Regions from separate parts of the Homo sapiens genome. Here region 2 is linked to region 1. The links are chromatin loops, found by intact Hi-C in ENCODE. Cell type or tissue: A673. All regions are shown on one strand.

Evidence for each region. A loop is a pair of places that touch in the nucleus more often than their neighbours do. Peaks named below come from ENCODE experiments on the same cell type or tissue, not always from the same donor. Only the 100,000 strongest peaks of a DNase experiment are listed, where the experiment ranks them.
Region 2: it touches region 1 in a loop (5-fold over the local background); 24 of 110 quality-filtered maps call a loop at or near these places.

The regions. Positions count from the first base shown.
Region 1 is chr3:87,501,310-87,506,309 of GRCh38, forward strand. No RefSeq gene overlaps it. Among named protein-coding and RNA genes, the nearest start is that of POU1F1, 230 kb to the left of the region's middle. In A673, a CTCF peak has its summit at 2,793 (motif pointing left); DNase peaks (open chromatin) are centred at 2,782 and 4,122; H3K27ac peaks cover 996 bases.
Region 2 is chr3:87,348,314-87,353,313 of GRCh38, forward strand. No RefSeq gene overlaps it. Among named protein-coding and RNA genes, the nearest start is that of POU1F1, 74 kb to the left of the region's middle. In A673, a CTCF peak has its summit at 2,469 (motif pointing right); a DNase peak (open chromatin) is centred at 2,498; H3K27ac peaks cover 422 bases.

The DNA of each region.
Region 1 (5,000 bases):
CTGCCCTCCAGTCATTTACAGACAGTGTAGTAAACATTTATTTCCAAAACAGGTGGTATGAGCCGTGAGAAGACATGCATACGTACAGAAGTTCACATATGAAAGAAGGAAGTAATTAGCGTTTTTTCCTTCAAAGAATAGGTGGTGCCTCAGCAATGTCTTGACAGGTAAGTAGGAACTCAATAATCCAGGAACATATGATACATCAGTAAAATCAATTTTCCCAGTGAATTGTCCCTTATCGGTCGCAAAACCTAGGAGACTTTGTAAAACCAGATAGCCTGCGAACTACTGGTGTATATATTAATCATTTTACATAGATTTGAGTGATTCTGGCTCCTTTAAAATCATATCATATAGACTGATCTCTTCATTCAGCAGCTGAAGCATAATACTCTTAAATTACTTCAATGAGAAAAAAATAGCCCTGATTTTCCTGTTTAATATAAAAGAGAGAGAGAAAGAAGTTGTATCGAAGCCATGACCACTCAGGGAAGAGTGGTTTCTTGCCACTCATAGTGTTAAGTACACAATAAATGCTTATTGAAAGTATACATCTCGGCCGGGCGTGGTGAATCATGCCTGTAATCCCAGCACTTTGGGAGGCCAAGGTGGGTGGATCACGAGGTCAGGAGATCGAGACCATCCTGGCTAACACGGTGAAACCCTGTCTCTACCTGGGCATGGTGCCTGTAGTTCCAGCTACTCAGGAGGCTCAGGCAGGAGAATCGCTTGAACCTGGGAGGTGGAGGTTGCAGTGAGCCAAGATCGTGCCACAGCATTCCAGCCTGGGTGACAGAGCAAGACTCCATATCAAAAAAAAAAAAAAAAAGAAAAGAAAGTATACATCTCTCTATGCACTCTTTGTAACAAGAGATCTATGTTTAACGGGATTAAACTCTAGGATGGAGAATAGGGATAGCTTGAAGGAGGCTTAGCTGTGCGGGGACAAGATAACAAATGTAAGATTATTTCAAGTGAAAATTAAAATGAATATGGCATAGAAATCCAAAGACAATAGGAACAAATACGTATGAAACTAATAGGTTATTTTTTTCATCAAGGGAATGGAAAATTAAGATTAGTTCTGATCACAGAATTGCAAAGTAGCATACAAAGGGAAAAGCTTAGTTGATAGGGCAATAAGCAAAGTAAGTTTTCAGTGGTTTTTTAAAAGATATTTATTTAAACTATAAGAGTATCTCTCCACTCTGAAATTTCCAGTATTCTGTGGTCATCCTTTCTGTTGTTATCTAAACTAAATATTCTAGGTTCTTATTAGGCATGATGTTACATAATCCAGCCACCTCATAAATATTTTTGAGGAGCTTCCTGTGTTTTTTGTCACTTGTCACGTGTAAGACTACCATACATGGTCAATAGATTTGTGTATTGTATACCACACAATTCCAAGGGCACAACTCACTGGAATTGGTATTCACTGTCCTCCCGGAGTTGTACAATGGACACTGTGCATAACTGTACATAGCAGTCCTGCAGCTCTCATCTCAAACCTCCTCTCTCAGCTTTTGTGTGATCCCCTCTCCTGTATTGCTACGCATCATCCCTGCATCTTCAAGCATGTCTGCCTCACCTCCCATCCAAATATGGACGTGCTACCTCCCTTTAGACATCTAAACCATTGGCTGCAGTCTAAAAATTTTTGCTCTGAACTTTGTGGTATCAAAAGATTATATATATACATATATATGTATATATATCACATTCTCTGTGTGTGTGTGTGTCTCTTACACATACATACACACACATAAAGCTTAAAATTCCGTATCAATAGCACATCCACTATTCCTAAAAAATTGTTCATTGTTTTTTTGCTTTTCAAATAGAGTCCAAACTTTCAGCCTTATAAACCAAAAAGAACAAATTAGCAAGCAAAACAATTATAATGACAAACATTTTCTATATATAAATGATGTATGATAGGCATTGTTCACAGAAAGGTACCTGGGAAACTACAAAGTAATTAATTTTGAGAGTTTGAGTTTTGTGTTATGAGTTCATCATGACTCCAAAAGGTGCTACTAATATTTATTTATTCATAATTCTAACTTTAAGCTGGGGTGTCAGACTTGGAAGCAAAGAGATTGAGTTTCTGGAAGAAATCCAGAAATTCTGGCTGTTCTCAGTTTACCTTGCGAGAAACTCAGACTAGCAGAGCAAGACAAGGGCATGTGCATAGGAGCAGTTTCAATTGTCTGAGTTGGCATGTTGATAAGTTTAGAATTCTGAATAAATATTATTAGAAAACCTTTGCTAGCTCTCTTCCTTGCAGTTGGACAGGACAAAGAAAAATCAAGGGCATAGTCATAGCTAAGTAGGAATACAAAGTTGTGAATGCATGGCTCGCACTTCCAACCTGTCTGCAACTATGCTCAACTTTTGAAGATTCCTGCCTAGTAGTCTATGATTCTAGCCTCCATATTCAATATGCAGTCCAGAATATAAATCATTAATTGAAGTTGTGTTATGGACTAAAGGAGAGTAATCCATTTACCAATGTATATAATATATAAAATACTTTGTGTATCTTCATGTGGTGATTCTAAAATATTTATTGCCTCCATCAGATTTACTTAAAAAATGCAGTTTGAAGGAATAAATGTTTACAGATGAAGGATGATTAAGCAGATAGACTAGTATCGTCATGTTTTGGTGATCTCAACTCTGGAATATCAACAAACCAACTCCTTGGTAATTGTTAGTTGCAAATGGGCCATCTTTGAAATCAGTCACTCTAACTATAAAGAGGTCTGCTTCCCCCTGCTGGAAGCATCCAATAGCTGCACTTAATCCAGCAATCTTTTTAATGACGTCACCATTGATAGGAACTGCTCGCTCACATTTATTAAGTGCTTACTCAATAAATGGGTTTGGTATAAAAAATGATAATAAAATGTCCCTTTTCTCTTGTGCATGACAAAATCTTTCTTATGACTCCCGGAGATGTGACTATAATTCTGTCTAGGCTTCTCCTTGACCACGCCATGTGTGCTAATACACAAGCCTAAGAAACAATACGGTTTGATGCTCTAAGACTTGAAAAGTGCTTTGTTGGCTTCTGGGCAATCGTCCCACATCTTTCCCTTCTTGCAAAACCCGCAATCACATGCAGAATCTCCAGGTTCTCAAAGAGGAGAAATCCTTATTTTCTTTTCTTTTTTTTTTTTATGTTTTTTTAAATTATTTTTTTTTATTATTATACTTTAAGTTTTAGGGTACATGTGCACAATGTGCAGGTTACTTACATATGTATACATGTGCCATGCTGGTGTGCTGCACCCACTAACTCGTCATCTAGCATTAGGTATATCTCCCAATGCTATCCCTCCCCCTTCCCCCACCCCACGACAGGCCCCAGAGTGTGATGTTCCCCTTCCTGTGTCCGTGTGTTCTCATTGTTCAATTCCCACCTGTGAGTGAGAATATGCGGTGTTTGGTTTTTTGTTCTTGCGATAGTTTACTGAGAATGATTTCCAATTTCATCCATGTCCCTACAAAGGACATGAACTCATCATTTTTTATGGCTGCATAGTATTCCATGGTGTATATGTGCCACATTTTCTTAATCCAGTCTATCATTGTTGGACATTTGGGTTGGTTCCAAAGTGCTGGGATTACAGGCATGAGCCCTTATTTTCTTTTTCTAAATGTCCTATCACTTTTCTTATCCATCATTCCTTTTGTATTTCTTTTCTGTCACAGAAATCTTCAGTGTCTGGCGGAGGCCTTTCTTCTTGAACCAATTACATGTTTGTTTACCATAACACATTTTATAAGAATAAAAATACCTGACTCCTTCCTTATATCTATGTGTGTATATTTTATGTATATATTAATTATTCCACATAACCGGAGTCAATGAAAGACAATTTTACAAAACAATTTTTTACAAAACCCTTAAATAAATTCATCAAATTTTACATATCTATGGTATGTCTTAATACTTTATGAACAAGTTTAGAATAATGTCATGATTTGAAACTGAAGTTAATAAACATAGTGACTGTGAATAGCTACTGAAGCTTCTGATTAAGTAACATATCATAATTATGGCTGGTCGCCATTTGGATGTTTTCCAATTGTCATCAGGAAATGAGGTGTATCCTCAGGAAGATAATTAAAAGAAAATTGTTATATAATTTTCTAGGACAGTAATAAAGACTCACAGATAATGAATATTGAAGACAAATTGGTGCTTTGCAATTAAGTTTGTTTTCCAAATCAAGTTTGTGTGTTACAGAAGGAGGTTCACTTTGGAGAGTGAAATTTCTAAGATGAAACATATCTCTGGTGATTCATGGCAGATAGGAAAAACAAGACCATTCTTAGTTTTGAGATTTCCAAAGAGTAATATCACATGGGGACAGTTTTATTAAAAATACAGCAGTTTTGGATTTTTCAGTCCTCAGATGAAGATTGGTGTTCTTTATAAAGTTCTGCTCCAACTTACAGAAAAGTTGTGAAGATAATGTTTTGTTTCATTTGACTATTCCTTGGTCAGAACTTACTATGTTTTATAGTAGTATTGTCTATTGGTGACCTTGAATTTGATTTCACAATTTTCACACTGCCACATATTAAATTTCGTAGTACAGATACCAGGATTCAAAACAAGTGAGGATCTAATACTGGGAGATCAGAACCCAAAGTCAAAAAATATCTCAAATTACTTTGACAGTCTCATGCAGGAGACTTCTGTTCTCTCTGTGAGATTCTTAGCTCTGTTATCATACATAACACTATTTTAATCAAGCCAAAGCCTGATAAAAATCAGCAAAGATCATTTGCACTGTATTTTGGCCTAATTTGGCAGTTAAAATTGGTCAATGGATGGTGACACAAACAATTCTTGGAGAGTCTAAGACTCGCTATGTTCTCTGATGGCAATTCTTTTTTAAATGTATATATTTTGTTAACATTTCATTATGGTTTTAGTTAGTTTGTTTTTTAGTCTGTATACTCAAGGACTATGATTTCCA
Region 2 (5,000 bases), 150 kb before region 1:
TGAGACGCAAACAGGAGTAGTAATAAAACTAATAAAATTTTGTCTTTATTGTATTAATCAGCATTTCCAAAGAAGCTCATTTGTGAAGAAGAAAGAAAAAAATTGTGGTATCTAAAGGGAAAATATTTTAAGATCTTGTTTAAGTTTTCATAAAAGAACAAATCTGTGATCATCCATGTAGCCTCTTTCACATTTTATAAAAATTGTATACCCAAGGAACTGGAAAAGACACATTCATCTAACATGGTTATTTCACTATCATTCTGGCCTCTCTGCCTTCAATTTCCTTGCTTCTTTCTTTCTTCTTCTTAACCCATGGTTTTGGATAATTATAGTTCATTTCTTCAACCCCAATAAGATTCTTTAGAGTATTTTGCTGCTTTATTCACTATGCACTTAGCTAACTTATGTTTAGTTGTTCTAATTAAAATGATTATTAAAATTATCTCAGTAATAGAAGACTTTTAACACTGTGTCTCTTTATTGATGGAAGGAAATTAAAAAGAAAAATTTATAAGGCCTTAAGATGTTGACTAAATTTGTAGTTTTGACAGTTTCACAAATTAAATTATTTTTAAGCAAAATGAACGAGCAATGTAGTGACAAATGTAAAACAAACATTGTTTTGGCATTTCACTGTGCCTACGATGAAGCACATGGCCTCAGTGGGGGGAAAAGGAATCAGAACGGATATCAGGAACTAAGGAAGGGACATCTGATAAAGTGACTGCAGCTCCTGGGCTGTGCTGAAGAACCCCGTGTTCTTGCTCTATCTCATACAGCCTTATTAAGGCTTCTTGCATGTGCGGGTCAGCAATAGGGAAGGGTGTACATATGTCAGCACAAAGTAATAAAGAATTTATTTACTGTGAATATAGATCCAAATAAATAAAATGCATACATGCTATGTACTATGCCACATACAAGGAATACAAAGTTAAACAGCAGGTGGACTTTTTCATAAAGCTTTCATAGTCTCTTGGAGAAAGACTGTGAACAGATAAACATAACAGAACATGGAAAGGGAGGAAGACCTGTACGAAAAAAATGTAGTTGGAATTAAGAGGCATTTCTGGCCTCCTTGCCGGCTGCCTTTAATTCTCACTATTCTACTGAACTTAGTTTTCTTTGCCTGTCCAAGGTACACAGCATTCTTGGCATCACACTCTTAAACAAATTTTTTTTTCTCTGTAGATTGTTTACCAATCCTTGCTTGCCTTTTATTTATTTATTTATAAATTTTTATAAATAGTAAGTATGAGTATTGTTTGATCAAATTAAAGTTGCATTTTTGTGTATATGTGTCCACATACAGGTATCTGCGGCCACTACCTAGAGGATGAAGAATAGCAAATGCATTTTCTGTATCTTAATATGGGCCTATTGAATTGCAATGGCTCTGAATCCTTCCGGTTTGATCTATACAGAGGCCAAAAGAAAAAAAAAAAGTTCCGTGAGTGGTAGTCTGAGAGATTTTCACCAAATAGAAAAATAAATATTCTTATTACATTAAAATTGGAATAAAGCTATAATTTGGGAAACATGGACCAGAATGTCCAAATATCATAAAAACATTGCAAAACAATTGAGGGTAAAATAGGTCTCAATAAGAATAGAAGCAAATAAAATGAAAAAAAGAGTCATTATTAGAAAAATTATGAAATAATAATTTAAAACACTTATCAGTAGAGTCAATTGGATTGACGGTAAATTGTTATGATGCAATAATCCAGTTAACTCTCTAATTGAGACACATTTTACCCTCATGCGTAGATTACTGCCCATACCTTAAGGTTTATATTGTAAGTTGCAAATGATTAATTATTTAAAATAATACTTTATATTATTTTTATAATTTATAAAAAAAATAGGTTTTTTTAATTTCCAAAAGAATCTGAAGTTATTTTATAGATATAGGACATAATATATAATTTTAAATTTTATTTTCCATTAAAGACTGATAATAAAGAGCAGTGACATTAAATCAAATAGAATATTAAAAACTAGAAATAAACAAACATGCTTAACATTTGGCATTCAAGAAGTTACTATATATGAGTCAGGAATCTTTCCTCTTGTCCTGTTTAGTTTTATCTTATGTCAATACCTCTATCAGTTTGGATTTCTGTTTTTGCCTTCTTCTCTGCATTTTCTTTGTAGAAGCAGTCTTACCCCTTTCCATCTACTTTCAAGTCTTCACTCAGCTGCTTCCTCTTTCAGAAAACGTTTCCCCAGTTGATCCAAGTAAGAGCCTCTCCCGTATTACCATCTTCCATTACACTAATTATGTTGTACTGACAGTATGTGTACACAATGTCTTTATTCGTAGACTAAAAATTCCTCTCTGTAGGGGAAAATTTCTTATCTATTTTTATATCCCCAGAGAGAAAATACTTGATTAATTATTTTGTTAAATATAAGTGTTACTAGCATTATAGTCATTGACAAATATGTACGGGTGCACAGATTCACTTCTTTGCCACTAGATGGCACTGTTAATCACCGTGGTGCTCTTGGATAGTGCCTCAAGCCTTCGTGCAGTTTTGATACCCTAAAGCTCTGAAAACTGTTACCTTAACTCACTTTGGAAGGGCAAAATCTGACCTAACTTGAACTTATTTTGTGGAATAATCTGACTTAACCTGACGATAGAATATTTATAGTCTTTTTTTTCTCTGTAATGTAAATATTAATATGACTGATTATAGGGTGCTATTCAAACCCCCGAGGATTATGTAACATTTAAATTAAGCTCCACATTACATTTCTCAAATACAAAAAGTTATGATTTCTGAAAACCAACTAGCTCAGGAGTTTTTGGTAGATGATTCTTGTCCTCCACCAACAATCCCGTTATTTTTCAGAAAATATTTTAATAATGATATAGAAAAGAATTCATTAAATTATAACCTATGCATCTGTGATAGCTCTAACCTCACCTATCTTAGCACCCAATTATGTTCCTATAAACCTTATTCTTTTTGCTTTCACAATATATGTCAATGTGAAAATTAAACTTTGAGAACATATGTACCTTTTTCTAAAATTTAACTGGTTACAAAATGTGGTCTATATAAAGATACTTCTTAACTTTTCCTGATTAATCTTGATTTTGTACCTATACTCTAGTATAACCGATAGTTCTATTTGAAGTTCGCTGTTGTTCAACTCTCTTATGACATATTTAAATTACATGCAAATGAGCTGGTCCCACATACATTTATATTTTTCTATATTATACAATTTTATAACTGTAGAAATATCTTCAGTAGTGCTTATTAGTATTCTAGTTTAAAATATTTCAACCAAACATGATATGAAAATAGATTTTCTAAAAGCTAACCCCACTCCTTTCCTCTTCTCCTCCAAGTTATAGGAATTTATTTTGAAATATTATCTGCCAAAATCTGTGAATACTGAAGTTAACCTTTCAAAATTTTTTCTTAGTAAGGTGACCACCAGATACCAGTTTCCTTGTTTCTTAATATGTGGCATTGCTTTTTCGTGTATCTTTAGTTGTTCTCAAATCTACGGCCTTATTTCTTGGCTTACTCTGAAAACTCCAATAAGGAACCAAGGGATGCACACATAATGTAATAGGAAGACCATCTGAGTATGAATTAGAATATCTGGGTCTTAGTCCCAGGGCACTTGCACAGTAGTTTGGCAAAATGATGCCTCCTGCAACCCTTCTGGTTCTTATAAAATGAGACTATAAAGTATGAATATTTCTGTCTGGCTTATCCATCTCACATTCTCATAATGATTAACAGAGTCATTCAGGTTGCTTCCTGCTTACCTGTAATAGTTACCTAGCTTGCTGAAAGAATTAGTGGTGGTTTTTCCTACTGTGAGGCCTGCATTTGTCAACTGGCTAGACTCAGACATTTTAATAACAATCCGAAACATCTCTTTGCACTTTGTAGTCTGAGGTAATCCAACCTGGAATATTTTGATTATCATTCCAGCTCCCTAACAAGTTATGCATTCTGGCATCCTTCCTACAAACCTTAGCATGATTTTGCTCTCTAGCCATGGAAAACATCAAAATGGATTTTGCAGGTAGAATCCACAGGTCAACCAAAAGTGTGGATATCACTATGGTTAAGAACACACTCCCTGGAGCCTAGGTCAGTTTTAAATTCTGTCTCTATGATTTACTGGCCTTGGGAAAATTACTTAACCTCTCTGTGCAGTTTCCTGATGTACAAAATAGGCATAATAAAAATATATTCCTCATAAATGATTTAATATATCTAAAGCACTTACAACTGTGCTTGGATCATAATAAATGTTATGCATGTGTTACGTGTAGTTTTATTATAATTTGAGATATAGTGTAATGACTATAAAAATATGAACTCTGAAACAAAATGGTCTGTTCTGAAATCCTGGCTACGTCACTTACTAGCTAAACATCCTTCCATGAGTCACTTAAGCTTTTTCCCATCTGTAGAAAAGGAGGTGTATAATAGTATATATACCTCATATGTGGATTGTGAAGATTAAATAATGTCTGTAGTAAACATAGTGTCGTGCATAGCACATAATATACATTCAATAAATGTTATTTTTATTACTAATGGATTAAAATTAGAAGGGTCTTAAATATGTCTCCTAGAATTCTGACAAGGGCTACAAGTGTTACATTGCTCTTATTTTATGACATAAGTTAGACAGGTAAGACTGGGAAAAAATGATATTTAAACTGTTACAAGTTAAATATAAACTGTCCATGAGATCCCCAAATAGAGATTTCAATTAAGAATTTGACATGAATCTTAGAAAGGTAATGTTAATGAAGTTAAAATTTTAGAAACCATCACTATGGAGATGATATTTAAATCCATGAAAAAAGAATCACCCAATAAAACATTAAACAGACCCGTAGAAAATTAAATCACCCAATGAGAGATTAAAGTCAGAGATTAAGGAAACCTTTTCTAAGCCCGTAGGAAATCCTGAATTTGGAAGTTAAATTGAGGAGTTAGAGAGCAAAT